Linked DNA regions of Mus musculus: region 2 is linked to region 1. Evidence: chromatin loops called from intact Hi-C (ENCODE). Cell type or tissue: left cerebral cortex. All regions are shown on one strand. Each heading gives the region's core, and the rest is flanking DNA. Links, peaks and the distances in the headings are about the cores only.

The links. Peaks named below come from ENCODE experiments on the same cell type or tissue, not always from the same donor. Only the 100,000 strongest peaks of a DNase experiment are listed, where the experiment ranks them.
Region 2: it touches region 1 in a loop (2.8-fold over the local background); 5 of 42 quality-filtered maps call a loop at or near these places.

What each region holds. Positions count from the first base shown.
Region 1 is chr4:124,938,643-124,946,508 of GRCm38, reverse strand. It overlaps 9930104L06Rik (RIKEN cDNA 9930104L06 gene), which reads right to left. Exons shown (of 5, transcript NM_177573.3): 2 at 7,792-7,866; 3 at 5,964-6,143; 4 at 4,038-4,156; 5 at 1,848-3,926. The coding sequence ends at 3,847. Among named protein-coding and RNA genes, the nearest start is that of 9930104L06Rik, 5.5 kb to the right of the region's middle. In left cerebral cortex, for the core only: a CTCF peak has its summit at 3,329 (motif pointing left); a DNase peak (open chromatin) is centred at 3,330.
Region 2 is chr4:125,025,622-125,033,487 of GRCm38, reverse strand. Gnl2 (guanine nucleotide binding protein-like 2 (nucleolar)) reads right to left here and starts at 3,474. Exons shown (of 16, transcript NM_145552.2): 1 at 3,294-3,474. The coding sequence starts at 3,357. In left cerebral cortex, for the core only: no CTCF peak of the experiment used is centred there; DNase peaks (open chromatin) are centred at 3,483 and 4,116; H3K4me3 peaks cover 1,837 bases; H3K27ac peaks cover 1,339 bases.

The sequences.
Region 1 (7,866 bases), core at 1,435-6,434:
CAGAGGCGCTTAGCATCGGCTGTCTGCAATGACGGGAACTGGGTAGATGGGGGAGAAGTCTTCCCTGGATTTTACACTTCAGATGACGTGTACCTTATTCAGCAAGTAAATCACACTTATTTTAGATCTTAAGTCTAAAATAATAATCAGGAAGATAGCACTTTAGGGACTAGAGAGAGGGCTTAGTAGTTAAAAGCACTTGCTGCTTTAGCAGAGGACCCAAGTTCAGTTCCCAGCACCCACATGGCAGCTTATAGTCATCTGTAACCCGAGTTCCAGGGATCCAATCCCCTCCGCTGGCCTGAGATTACAGGTGCATGATACTGCACCTGGCTTTAGTGTGAGTGCCAAGGACACTCAGGTCCCTGTGCCTACTCACTTTACTGTGCCTACTCTCTTTACTGAAAGCCATCTCCTCTGGCCCCTCACCCCCAATACAAACGGTTAAGTAAAAACTCAAGATTCTACCCAATCTGGGCCAAGCTGCCCTCACAGGTGGGACCTTACCATCCCATCCTAGGAACTCTACACAGCTGTTGCTCTGAATTGTATTAAGGTGCCAGGCTCTGGGAGTAAATGTAACACGCACGGTGCCAGCACACAATGGCACTCTTCAAGTGGTCCCCATGCAGTCAGCGCCTCTCTTCTCCCTCGGTGCTTTTGACCTCACCTGTACTCATTCTGTTACTTTATAATACAAATCAGAATCAGATTCTTTACAATCCCTAGACCACCAGCATTAGCATTACCTGAGGCCTCATCAGAAACAGACCCATACCGACAAGATGAGTGTATTGTTTTGTTTTGTTTTTCCGAGACAGGGGTTCTCTGTGTAGCCCTGGCTGTCCTGGAACTCACTCTGTAGACCAGGCTGGCCTCGAACTCAGAAATTCGCCTGCCTCTGCCTCCCAAGTGCTGGGATTAAAGGCGTGCGCCACCACCGCCCAGCTAAGATGAGTGTAAAAGGTCATTATCACCCCAGGACCTCCAGGACCAAGTTCTCAGCACAAAGGAGGGTGGCGAATAAGAGGCAAAGACAGGAGACAGAGGACAAGGAAGAGGGGAAGGGCAGAGAACAAGGGAGCGGGGAAGGGATATTTGTCCCAGAGGATAGACAACTGCTTCTGGATAGAGAGGAGACAGATGTGGCCCACAGGAAAATGGCAGTTTCTAAAGGCCAAGGGAAAATACTGGGTTAGGATTAGGTGTTTAATTTTAATTGGACAGGTTAATTAGGTGAGCCAAAGGGGGCATTTGATTGCTGGACTTCAATACTTTGATAGCTTGACCCTGGTGGTCAGCCTTATTTGGAGGAAGTGGCCAAATAAGGGAATAGACCTTGGAGGCTAGCATCAGGATGCCCTCTACTGGCCTTAGTTAGCACCAGGCACACAAATGGTTTACAGACATATATGCAGGCAAAACACTCATACACATTAAAAAAAAATATCCTGTCGAACTATAATACTCCCAGTGGCTTTCTTTCATTTCTATACCCAGGGCTCAGCATAGGGCTCAGTACTAACAGCGGGCACAGTGGCACACCTCTAACTCTGGCATTAGAGAGGCTGAGGAAGATCATTAGTTGCTGTGGCAATCCCAGAACTGGGGAGGTGGAGGGAGAGGATCCCCTAGCTCACTGGCCAGCCAGGATAGTTTAACTGGTAAGTTCAAAGCCAATGAGAGACTCTGCCGCAAAGGGGGAGGATGGCACTCCTAAGGATGACATCTAAAGTCATCCTCTGGTTACCACACACATACATGCACATATGCTCACATACATTAGCATGCATGCATATACACAAACATGCATAAAGAGCAAAAAAAAGTAATATATTTACCAAATGTCATATAGCCTATATAGTACAGTTTTATTGACTTATTTACAGATGTCCAACTATCCACAAATTTAGAAACAATGAGTTTGTGTCAATGTCTTTGTTTTGAAATTTGTGAAGAACAGTAAAGGGATACAGATCAAAATATTAGGGTGGGTTTTACATTATACTTTTCTGTATTTAAATTTTTTCTTTAATTGAAAACAAAAAATATAGTAAGAAAACAAAGCCACTTTCTTTTTAAAAGTCTCCATCCTTAGCTGGGTGGGTGGTGGTGGCGCATGCCTTTGATCCTAGTACTCAGGAGGCAGAGGCAGGTGGATCTTTGAGATCAGCCTGGTTTAGAGTGAGTTCCAGGACAGCCAGGGCTACACAGAGAAACCCAATCTTGTAAAATCAAAAGCTAAAATAAACCCATTCTCTGCACTACGCCCTGTACACGGCAGCCCTGACTCGTAGAGCACATGGGAAGCTGAGACCCCCGAGCAGTGGCTGTGGCACAGAAGGCAAGGGTCGGCACCACTCCAGGCTGCCTCTCAGTCTCTTTCCCGGCACTGCATGTGATAGCTAATCTTTGCTGTCAACTTGACATCTGGAATCAACTAAGACTCAAGCAACTAGGCAGGCCTGTGAGGGCTTTCTTGATTGGATCATTTGAGGTGGGAAGACCCACTCTAAATCTGGATCATTCGGGGGTAGGACCCACCCCATATCTGGGCCACACCCTGTGGTGGGAGTCCACATATCATCATATGGAAGAAGAAAGCTTTTGCTTTAGGTACGCCGGCCCTCACTCTTGCTGCCCTCAGTACTCTCTCTTTATATTCATTCATGTTATCACTAGTCCTGTTCCTTTAGAGAACCCTAAAACATGATAACACCTATTGGCAGATATTGGGCTTATAATTTGAAGTTAGAATCCATTACTACAGGAGAGTCAGTGGCAGGAACCTGAAGCAGCTGCTGGTCACAGCATACTCACCATCAAAGGTGAATGCCTGCTAAGTGCTTAGCCTGCTCTTTCTCCTTTGATCCTGGCTCCAGCCCATGAAATGCTGCCACTCACATTCAGGATGGGTCTTCTCACCTCAGTTAAGAAAATCTTGCATGTCTGCAAGCCAACCAAATCTAGAACATTCCTCACTGAGACTCCCTTCCGAGGTGGCTTTGTCAAGTGGACCATAAAAACCAACCATCACAGCCGGCATTCCCTCCCCTGGCCGGTTACCCCAAACTCAGAAGACCGTGGCCAATGCAAGGTCCCTTTACCTTTTTGTCTTCCTTTTTGAGACAGTCTCAGTATGTGGCCTTGGTTGACCTGGAGCTATAGAGACCAAGGTGATCTCAAAATCACAAAGACCCACCTGTCTTTGCCTCCCTAGTCCTGGGTGGGATACCCAGCTCCCCACAGACACCTCAGTGGCTTTTAACAGCAACAGGGGACCTCCCTCAAGAACAAGGCATTCAGAACCGCTCACGCTGCACCATCGCCCCCTGGTGGCTGACTTTGGAAATGGAAACTGGCTTCATAATGAGCTTCGGTGAAGGAGTAAACATTTTAAAAGTTCCCTTTTCTTCAGTCCTTTCCTTTTTGGGGTTTTGCAGGTGATTGACTTTGTCCCCCAACTTTCCCCCTCCCCCCAGACACACACACTGCTCCCGCCCTGGACTCCCAGACCCACTCCTATCTTTAAGCCATTAAGGACTCAGATACTGACACACACAGAATCAGGACCTGAGCCAACCAGAGACTATGGTTCAGATGACATAGGCAGCGGTGGCCACACAACCTTGCATTCTGCCCTTTCCTGCCTTGGTGGACACTGTTTATCAGCACTGCCTTTCCTGTCTCCTCAGCCTCTATCTGCTTCTCAGAGTCATAGGTGCAGCTGTCATGGACCCTTGGCCATGGCCTAGCACGGAGAAGTCCTAGGCACTGCTATTCCAGTGAGTCAGGTAGCAATGCTGACCCTCACTTAGAAATAGCCTAGTGTAGCAATGGCAGCCCTCAGCTGTGGTGCTCCAGATCTCCAGACGCTGCACAGCCTCCTGGCTCCTCCAGGAAGAAGGAGACACTCACCAGGACATCTAGAACAGGAAGCAAGGGACAAAGCATCAGGTTTATCAAGGCCCAAGAGCACGGAGGGGGTGTGTCTAACCTCTCCAGAGAGGCAGCACAGGACTGACGGACACCAGTACCTGACACAAGAGTTTGGCACTCATTTTCTGAAATCTGGTCCCAGGCCTTGGGCAGTGCTTGGATGCTGGCCAAGTCTCCCCAGTGGATGGAGGAGAGGAGGTACTTTCTCTTCAGGTACCTTCCCAGAAGTTAAGGACTGCTCAGAAGAAAAAGGAACTTACAAGATATCTGTGTCACTAGGTCATATGCTCTTATGGGACTACTGTTGAATGTGGTCCATCTCAGTAATGTGATTAGAAATCAAGGCAGGAGAGTAGAGCCAACCAGGGCCTCCAGCGCCTAGCCTATGGCAGTGCTTAGCGATATCAGGGTTAGCGGCGCCACTAGCACACCTAGTACCACTATTGCAGTTATAATAGGAAACAGAGGGACAGGAGGAAGATCGTCCCTACATATCTAGATTGGGTGACAATCTCCTTTGTCAACTTGTCTGGATTTAGAATCGTCATGGAAACATGATACAGGTTGCATCTGTGATGTTGTCTCTAGAAAGGTTTAACTGAAGTGGGAGGACTCCTCTGAATGTGGACGGTGTCAGTCCACAGGCCGGGGTCCCAGAATGAACAGAAAGTGAACAGAGCGCCAGCAGTCAGCAGTCCCTGCGTCCTGATGCAGGCGCAATGTGACCAGTGGCTTAAGCTCCTGTCTCTGTGCGCTTCCCTCCGTGACGGACATATCCCTCAGCTATGACCTGAAATAAATCTGTCTGTCCTGCTTCGTGTTCGATATTAATCACAACATGAAAATCAGTAACACAGTGGGCATTGCTGGTCCATGTTCAGCTTTAAACTTGAATTTGGAGTTCACTAAGCGAGCCAGCTGGAGGCAGCACAGGAAACTGAGACTCAAGACCAGGAGCAAAACCAGGGTCAGATGACAGCCATGGGCACGAATGGAGAAAAGGTCAGGACTGCGGCTAATTTCCTGCTCTCAGGCTTGCTTCCCGCCATGCCAACTGTTCTTCAGAACACAGCACTGTTAAGCACAGGCCTTGACCACATGGTTCTGCTTAAAGCTTCTGAGAACTTTGACTTCAGAGTAACAGCCAAAACCTTCAAGATCCTTCTCAAAAATCAAGGCCCTCTGTCACTCTCCTCCTGCCCGGCCCTGCCCTGCCCTTGCCCCCACTGGCTTTATGGCAGTTCTTACATGTACCAGACAAGCTCACGCCATGTAGCCTCTGCCTGGACCACTCTTCTTCCAAACACCCACATGGCTCATTCCTTCCCTCTTGCAAACTTGGCTCAAATGCTGTGAGCATCATTGTCTCAGGATGTCACTGCCTCATGGGTCCCTGCACTGACCACACTATTAAAATCACATTCCCCCTCACCTTCTCTGCCTTATTTAACACTCACCACATCTGACACTATGCAGTCCCCCTTTTTATGCCTGCTCCCAGCACTTAAGAGTAGTGCCTAGCAGATAAATAAACTCTAAGGAATGACTAGTTAACAAAAGACAAGTGCAAGAAGAATCCAAGTCTGAGCACTAGAGAACTGCAACGAATTATACAGCCTGCTGACCCCGTGAATTATACAGCCTGCTGACCCCGTGAATTATACAGCCTGCTGACCCCGTGAATTATACAGCCTGCTGACCCCGTGAATTATACAGCCTGCTGACCCCGTGAATTATACAGCCTGCTGACCCCGTGAATTATACAGCCTGCTGACCCCGTGAATTATACAGCCTGCTGACCCCGTGAATTATACAGCCTGCTGACCCCGTGAATTATACAGCCTGCTGACCCCGTGAATTATACAGCCTGCTGACCCCGTGAATTATACAGCCTGCTGACCCTGTGAATTATACAGCCTGCTGACCCTGTGAATTATACAGCCTGCTGACCCTGTGAAGTCTGCACCTGCTGCAGCCTCTAGGGGCGGCTCTGGGCAGTCAGTCAGGAAGCACTCGAAGGATATGAGCTTCCATAATGTCTGTCGATGTCCTGCAGCCACTCCAACATGTCAGCCACAGAGGGGCTCACAACTGAGGGGCGCAGGACGGTGTCAATGTCTAGCACAGCCGCATGCTGCTCGTAGGCCTGAAACACCTGCTCCACGTGGCTGTTGATGGTGTTACGGACCTTGAGGAGGGTGGCTCTGTGGGAAAAGGAGGGTGTTAGGCAGTATCCTAAAAAAAGATAGGGGGTAAGCCTTCTCAAACCACTACTGTCCTGTTAAGTTTTGTTTCAGAGGGGACTCAAACCCTTAGACGTGTTAGGGAAGCGGTCTACCACTGAGCTATACCCTTGTTAATTTAGTATGAGGGAAGGGCATGCACATGACAGAGTATGCTTGGAGATCAGAGGGCTACTTTGTGGCATCCACTCTGTCCTTCCACCTTTCCATGGGCCCGTGGATTGAACCCAGGTCATCAGGCTTACACGGCAAGTGCCTCTACCCCAGGAGCCATCTTAACTGCCCTTGTCTGGCCAGTTCTTCAATGGCAATGTGGGCTCGACATGCACAGACTGCTTGAGAATGTGAGTTATTTCCCCTGTGCATAAAGGCTTCATTGCTCACTGTGTTTCCCAAGAACAGCAAACACACAATCAGTGAATGAATTGTCACTGGAAAGATAAATACTATGATGTGTGTAAAGTGCCTTTGGCAGTGGCTACATAGTATTCGAATGCTGACTCTAAGGAACCCATCACTAAAACAAAGGCTGCAACTTCCCAATGGACAAGGGATCCTCTAGCCCAGAACGCTAGCTCTAAATATCCTACTGTGGCTTATGGTGTAAAAACAGGAAACAATCCAAAATCCTCAAGTGTGTAAGACCTGCTTATAGTCGATGACTAACATCAAGAACAAGCAGAAGCCGGGTGTGGTGGCGCACACCTTTAATCCCAGCACTCAGGAGGCAGAGGCAGGCGGATTTCTGAGTTCGAGGCCAGCCTGGTCTACAAAGTGAGTTCCAGGACAGCCAGGACTATACAGAGAAACCCTGTCTCCAAAAAAACCAAAAAAAAAAAAAAAAAAAAAAAAAAAAGCAGAAAACAGAGTATCTGTGTAACACCTGTGTTGTTACTGTTTCTTGGGCTACTTAGTTACACATGTATCCACTTGTGTGTAGAACCAGGTGGTGGTAAGAAGCCCCAGCTTAAGTGGCAGGCCCACTTCAGATTCCTGGCTCTATTTCTCACGGACTCTGTGATCAGGACAATCAGTTTGAGTTTCCCTTTTCTTGCTTCCAAGTGCATAGACAGGTATAAGGCAGAGGTGTACAAGGTCCCGGACACACAGTCCTTACTCCCAGCTCTCCCTGAACTGCAGTACACCAAGGACAACGACAGAAGAGGGCTGCACTCCTCGCCACCCTCTTCTTTTCTGCTTTTGTAATTTCTTCCATTTATTTAGTTGGTTTGGGGTTATTTTTATTTATTTGTTTGTTTACTTACTTATTTATTTTGAGACTGGGTTTATCTGTGTAGCCCTGGTTGCCTTGGAACTCTCTATGTAGACCAGACTGGCCTTGAACTCAGAGATCTGCTTGTATATGCCTCCTTAGTGCTGAGATTAAACACCTGGCCTGATTTGGGTTGTTTTGTTTTGTTTTAAAGACATGCATGGTCTTACAATGTAGTCCAGGCTGGCCTCGAACTCACAGACATTCAACTTAGCTCCAGCATGATTACTCCTGACTTGCTTTTGTCGATTTCTGTAGGACCCCCTGACTGAGGCTGGGATGCCATGCGGCATTAAGATCTGTCCATCAACAAAGGGGGACAACAGAGCCTCTTACAGCCGCTCAGCTAGCTTGTCCAGAACAACGTCACCAGCCTCCAGCTGCTTGCGCCTCAACCGCTCCTGTAAGTCT
Region 2 (7,866 bases), core at 1,767-6,766, 87 kb before region 1:
AACATCCTGGAGTTAGCACGCACTCTCCAGGCCATCTGTCCTTTTTATTGTGATGCTTGAGACAAGGTCTCACTATGTAGCCCCAGCTGGTCTTAAACTCATATAGATTAGCCTGCCTCTTATGTCTTGACATGAGGAAATAAAGCAGTGTACTACAGACCCCACCCTATCCCCCTCATATTTCTCCACCTCTCTCTCCTTTTTGGTTTTTCAAGACAAGGTTTCTCTGTGTAGCCCTGGCTGTTCTAGAACTCACTCTGTAGAGCAGATTGACTTCAATATCAAGAGATCTGCCTCTGGCTCCTGGGATAAAAGATATGTGCCATCATGCACAGCTCCGAACACCCCCCCCCCTTTTCTTTGGTAGACAGGGTTTTTCTGTGTAGCCCTGGCTGACCTCAAACTCAGAAATCCTCCTGTCTCTGCTCCCAAGTGCTGGGATTAAAGGCGTGCGCCACCGCTGCCTGGCTTCTGAACCCTTTCTTAAATAAGGACTTCAAGGACCATCCTGAGCAGCAGCATAAAGAGCCCCACATGGCAACTTTACAGCACACTCAGGCACATTCATCTAGACAACTCGTAACTCAAGATTCTGACATATAGGAATGCTATTCTTCTCATTTAACTTGCCTTGCTCCAGAATGAAGAAAGTAAAAGGGACTTTGGAATATCAAACATTAAGGTTCTCATTCAGTCTTATACAAACTGAATTTTTAGACTTCTGGTGCTTTTATTTCTCTAAAAATAGGGAATATGTGTGCATCACCATGTCTGGCTGCCATTTAATTTTTAATCCTTAGTCATAATCTACATTGGTTACATAAAATCAATATCCATCTTTAAAAAGTGTAACCACTACTATGTCCACAATAGCCATGTAGTTAAATGGGTAGAATGCTTGCCTAGCACTCCAAAGCCCTGTGTGTGATCCCTAGCACTGCACAAACCAGCCATTGTGGCACAGCCACTAATTCCAGCACTAGAAGCAAGGATTAGAAGTTAGAAAACAGGGACTAGAGAGATGGCTCGGTGATTAAGAGCACTGACTGCTTTTCCAGTAGGTCCTGAGTTCAATTCCCAGCAACCACATGGTGGCTTGCAACCATCTGTAATGGAATCTGATGTCCTCTTTTGGTGTGTCTGAAGAAGCTACAGTGTACTCATATATATAAAATAAATCTTAAAAAAAAAAAAAAAAAAGCTAGAAGATATCCTTGGCCAAACGTTGAGTCAGAGGCAACAAACTGAGACCCTATCTAAAAATAAATTAAAGGAGTAGGCCAGAGAGATGGTTTGGCAGTTAAGAGAACTTGCTATTTTTGCAGAGGACCTGGGTTTAATTCCCAGCACCTACAAGGTGGCTCACAACCATCTATAGGAGCAAACAGAGTGTACATATTATGTAGGCAAAACTCAAATATAAAGTAAATAAATATTTTTAAAAAGAAAATATTTTTAGTCTTTTTTTTTTTTGGTTTGGTTTTTCAAGATAGGGTTTCTCTGTGTAGCCCTGGCTGTCCTGGAACTCACTCTGTAGACCAGGCTGGCCTCAAACTCACTGAGATCCACCTGCCTCTGCCTCCCAGGTACTGGGATTAAAGATGTGAGCCACCACCTGTCTTAACTTTCAAGAGATGATGATGGGTTCTAAAAGTTGGGTTAAATTTCACACAAATCATGGCTTATAGGACTGATTCCCACAGCTTCTGAGGTTAGAAGCAGCATATCTAGAAACCCTCTTTGTGAATTCATAACTAATTCTCTTGTCCTAAATTTTTAATAATTTTATTTATTTATACTTCATATGTAAGTATAATATGTAATACCATATCCTGCCCACATGTCTCTGCACTAAACACACACAGCGTGTCAGTGAAGGCCAGAAGTGGGTGGCAGATCTCTTGGAACTGGAGTTACAGATAGATGGTCGTCTGTATCATGGGTGCTGGGAATCACTGCAGGTCCCCTGCAAGAACAGCCAGCGTTCTTAACCCCTGAGCCATCTCTCCAGCCCCTCCCACTCTAAATTTTAAGAGAGAACCCAAAATCAAACTAAACCCCTGGAGGGCTCTCCTGAGAAGTCGGCCCACACACATCTGGCTACCTATCCTTTTCCTGAGTCCCTCTTCCTACCAACCCTCAAGGTTTCCGTCTACATTTTTCAGCTGTTGATAAACTTAACCCCTGCTTAGAAACATCATCACACTAATCACCAACCAATCCCAAGTGAATCTTCCAAATGCATGGTATTATGTGACTTAATACAGTTATAAAAGATCACAAAGTAACGCAGCAACTTTCCTGCATGTTCTCCTTTAGTACTGCTACATACACAGTACTAAACATTATACGGATATATGTGGGTAGATGCCTTGAAGGCCAGAGGTATCAGATTCCCCTTGGAGTTGAACTTCCAGGTAGGTGAGAGCTGATTGAACTGGAATTGAACTCTGGTCCTCCTGCAACAGCAGTACGAGTGAGCTCTTATTCTCCCCATGTTCTCTCCAGTCTCTGAGTGTTTTCATCATTTTTTTAAAAAAATCTAATCAAAACCCTAATTATGCAAATTACAAGGAGATACAGAAGTCAGCTATCCTTGCAGCCTTACGGAGACAAGAGTATACCTAATTTTTCCCCCCACCAGTTTGAGACAGTCTCACTATGCAGACCAGGCTGGCCTCGAATTCACAAGAGATCTGTCTGTCCTGCCTTCCCAGTATTGGGAACTACAGGGATGCGTCACCAAGCCCCTCTATGACTAACCCATATTTAAACACAGTTTTAGTAGCTAAATCAAAGTGGGAGGGACTCCTCGAAAGCCTGTTTTGTTTGCCCTGTAGATGGGAATTTCTCGTATCTCAAAACCACCTCTATTGAAATCACTATATTTACCTGAAGTGTTGCTTATGCATGGTCTGATTCCACGGTCAAAGCTAAGGTGGCACGAATGCTATGGTTAAGGGTAAAATGCCACCTGGGCCAACCTACTCCACTCTGTGTCTTCAGTCTGTACCCTGTAGTCCAGATAGCCACTAACTCGTGATCCCCTCTGCCTCAGCTTCCTAAGTGCTGGGATGACAGGCATGTGCCAGGACTCCAGGACCCTAGCCCACTTTTAACTTGCCTTTCTCTACACCTCCTCCTGAGAGGCCTCGGGGCTGCCAGAGGCTGGCGTGACTCATCCCCCAACTTTAGAGCAGGTGCCTAGACCTCGGGTCCGCCGCCCAGGCCGGAACGGGCCTTCCTCCGTCCCCGACGGCTCCTGCGGCCTGGTCCCGCCCGGTCCGCCGTACCTGGGTTGGTGCTGGCCGCCGAGCGGTTGATGGTGCTCCGTCCTTTGTACTTGGGCTTCACCATCCTGACGACAGTACCGACACCGCTCTGCTACTCGCGAGGTAAACCACTTCACGACTTCCCAGCCGGGAAAGCGTCCTGTGTGAAGCACGTTGGACCCTGAACACGCGCGACGTCACTTCCGCTCGCGCTACGCGACTTCCTGAGAGCGCGCGGCGCTTGCCTAAGGCTGACCCGGCTCCGCCTCTGTCCTGCTCCCGCCTCCCCCGGGTCTAGCAACCGTCAAGCGTCCCTTCCATAGCAACGTCCAGGGCACCGGGCAGTCCTGGGTTTAGTGAGAAAAAGAGAGAAAGAGAAAAAGAGAGAAGCCTGTTCTCGGCCCAGTGCATGAGCTGATGGGAATTTGCCCTCTGAACCTTTCTAAAAGTGTTCCAGCAAGAGCGGGCAAATATCAGAACAGGTCATACCTGCCTTTAAATTTTAGGCTGGAGTAGAGCAGTTTTTAGTAACAACAGACTTTGGATTCAAGCCTCAGCTTGAAAGAAAGAGAGAGAGACAGAGAGACAGAGAGAGAGACAGAGAGAGAGAGAGAGAGAGAGAGAGAGAGACAGAGAGAGAGAGAGAGAGAGATTTTAAATTCTCCAATGGTTTATTATCGCAAAGAGAGACAGATTCAAACTCCTTCCAATCCCTACAAAACTTGTGATCTGGCTCCGTTCCTCTGACCTCATTTCTCCCTCTTCTGACATTTACACTGAATGTTGCTCTGTTTGATCACACATTCCCTGAATCGGCATCGCTGGTTCCTTCTGGTCAGTTCCTGCTCAAATATCCTCTATCCATAGGATTGCAAACACTAGCAAATTCATCAGCATGGTGACACACACCTATAATACCAATGCTCAAAAGGCAGAGGAAGGAGTTCCAGACTTGTCCACATTATATAGCATGACTTGTCTCCAAGAAGGTGGAGGAGTAGGAGTAGGAGCAGGAGGAGGGGGAGGAGGAGGAGGAGGGGGAAGCAGGAGGGGGGGAGGAGAACATCAAGAAAAAAAATACAAGACAGTGAAATTTGAATTTCAGGTTAAAAATAAATAAACACACTTTCTAGCTTATATTCCAATCATCGTTTAGGATAACTTAAAGGATCTAAGGAAACATGATATACTTGAGAGGCTAAGGCAGGAGGATTGTCACAAGTTCAAATCCAGCTTGAGCTACATAGAGAGACCCTACACCAAAAGATTTTTTTCACTGTTCACTTGTTTTTAAATGGAACTACATTCTCTTGATCTATCTGGCAGCAGCTCCTTTGGCAGAAGTATTTGCTGAGTTACTGATTTAAGTCAGCCACTCTCTTCCTGTTATTCCATCCCACCTCACTTCACGGCACATGCCACTACCCGAAATGACTCTGTTCACAAGAGCATTGGCTGCTTTCTTGGGTCTAGGCCATAAGCTTAGGAAAATGGAAATCAGGTACGTTATTCACCTCCGTGTCCCCAGAACGTAACAAAGCTGAGTGTGTTGGCATGAGCCTCTAACCTCAGCATTTGAGGTTAGACTATCTGCCGTGAGTTCAAGGCTAGTCTAGCCTGGGCTATATAGGAAGATACAAGCCAAACTGTAGAAAAAGACATTATCTTTTTGTTTGTTTGTTTGCTTGTGTTTTGAGATAGGGTTCCTTTTTGTAGCCCTAGCTGCCCTGGAACTCACTCTGTAGTCCATGCTGGCCTCCAGAGTGCTGGGATTAAAGTGTGTGCCACTTCCAGTGTGGCGGTGTGCCACCACAGCCCTCTGAGACATTATCTTGAGAGAGAGAGAGAGAGAGAGAGAGACTGTCACAAAGGTGCAGTTAAGTATGTAAAGGTCCCCTGGGCTTAAAAATTAAAAACACTTTGAACAGGCATCTGACATAAAATAAGGCCTTACTAAATCTTTCTTGGATGAATAAGGACAGAGGTGGGGGGGGGGTACCTCTTGTCTAAAGGGCCCCATGAGACCCAGGGAATTCTGTTTCCCAGATTTCAACCAAGTGCCTTTTCTGTTGGGACTTGAGTTGACAGGAGTGCCTATCTGTGTGCCTTCGAGAAGGACCAGAAAAATGCTGATTGAGTAAGATCCATGAGAAGTGTGGGGCCATTGGATCTGAGTTCATTTTGTAAGAAGAAAACCTGTGGTGAAGCGCTCCAGTTGAAAGAGGTACAGTTGAGCGCTTCTCTGAGTCTAAAACAAACAAACCCCGAAATATTCTTTCTAGAGCAAAAGCAGACTGTGTCCAGAGGAGAGATGGGAGTCTCTTTCCCTTCTTAAACTTTGCTTTTCTTGCCTCAAGGGCAAGTGTCAGGAGACTCAACTCTCCTAGGAAGGCCCTACCCCTCATATGTGCCTAAGGGGACTCAAAGAACCAATCAAAAGTGCACATTCAGTGAGGGGCTAAAGATCCTCCTTGCAATCCTCCATCCCTTTGATCCCCAGATGAGGGTACAAGAGCCTCCTCCCAGAAAGAAGATTAGATTAATGTGTTTCTGATGCTTCAACTTGGTGCAAACCAGAATAAACACGAATGGCAAAAATCAGCTCATGAGCTCATGCAGGCTTTGATCAGAGACATAATTTCATTATGAAATTTTGAATCAGGCTGTTATGAAGTCTTGCCAAAGAGTTTTATTTTCCCAGATGATATGGTGGGTTGTTTCTCTTCTACTCACCTACCCTGCTTATGTTCACTGTACAAATTTCCCATCTACTTTTACAGCCTGACCTATCAACCCTTCAAACAGCATTTGCTGAGCCTGACAACCATCCTCCGTCCTACCAGCAGATGAAGTGCCTGACAGAGGCCAGTTACACTCACGTTACCCTTGCGCTTCGACTAATCTACTTCCCACAGTTATAATACAGTGACTATATTTCACTCATTTTTTTTTCTCCTTAATGCCAGGCAACTAGAGGAGGCAAGACACCCGCAGGAACACAGTTCTCCATACATTCTGCCATACTCATAGACCACATACAACAGAGAAGGATTTAACGACCTGAAAGCTTGCAGGGTGGTTCCTCAAGTTTATGGTACATGAACACATTGCAGACTCAGTCCATAGCGTGCAGAAGCAATGCTTGCTCTCTCTCTCTCTCTCTCTCTCTCTCTCTCTCTCTCTCTCTCTCCAGACCCGGATTAGCACCTCATCCTCTGAAATCCTCTGGCTTGTAGCCACGGGTCTCGATGGATGGGGAGAATCCCTCAGAGACCATGCCTCTTTTCTGGAACAAGCCTTGGCTGTATGCTGCTGTTCTCACAGGCAGCAGAGAAGCCTGGCCTCACTTTTATCTTGTCGTTGATGTCCGGTGGGTAAAAGCAGATGCTTCTAAGGAAGACATTTTTCAGAGTGGTCTGAGGACCACTGGCATCAAAATCACTGGGCGGGGGGGTGTTAAAAATGCAGCCTCTTGAACCTCTCCCCAGCTCCCACTTGATTAAAGATAGGGGCTCAAATGTAAAAAATAACCTACCTTTTTTGTTTGTTTGTTTTTTCCAGATAGGGTTTTTCTGTGTAGCCTTGGCTGTAGACCAGGCTGGCCTTGAACTCAGAAATCCACCTGCATCTGCCTCCTGAGTGCTGGGATTAAAGGTGTGTGCCACCATGCCCGGCTAATAACCTACCTTTTAATGATCTATTTTCCCCTCCAGCACTAGGGTCAAACTGGGGCCGTCAGCATGCTAGGCAAGTGTCTACCACTGAGCTACACAGCCATGTCCCACTACCCCGAATGATACTAGGGATTGCACATAGCATAGGGCCTTATCCATGCTTGTTAAACACTCGACTACTAAAGCAATATTCCTAGCTACCCTAGTGACTCTTGTATATTGGGATGTTTTCCTCTTTTTGTTGTTATTGTTTTGTTGATACTGGATCTCATATAGCCTAGGCATGGAGCTAAGGATGACCTGAACTACTACTGCTAATTCTTCTTCTTCTTCTTCTTCTTCTTCTTCTTCTTCTTCTTCTTCTTCTTCTTCTTCTTCTTCTTCTTCTTCTTCTTCTTCTTCTTCTTCATCTTCTTCTTCTTCTTCTTCTTCTTTTCTTCCTCTTTTCTTCTTCTTCTTCTTCTTCTTCTTCTTCTTCTTCTTCTTCTTCTTCTTCTTCTCCTTCTCCTTCTTCTCCTTCTCCTCCTCCTCCTCCTCCTCCTCCTCCTTCTTCTTCTTCTTCCTTTCTTCTTCAGATTTATTTATTTTATATATGTGAATACACTGTTGCTCTCTTCAGGCACACCAGAAGAGGGCATTGGATCCCATTACAGATGGTTGTGAGACACCATGTGGTTGCTGGGAATTGAATTCAGGACCTTTGGAAGAGCAGTCAGTGCTCTTAACCGCTGAGCCATCTCTCCAGTCTGACCCAGAGTTTCTGGTTCTCATGCCTCTACTGTGCCCACCCCCGATGCTTTGGGATTAGAGGCATACTATGTACCATGCCTGGTTTATGCCATGCTGGGGATGAAAACCAGGACTTGGGACTGCCAGTCAAGCACTCTGTTGACAGACTCACATCTGCAACCCCTAACAGA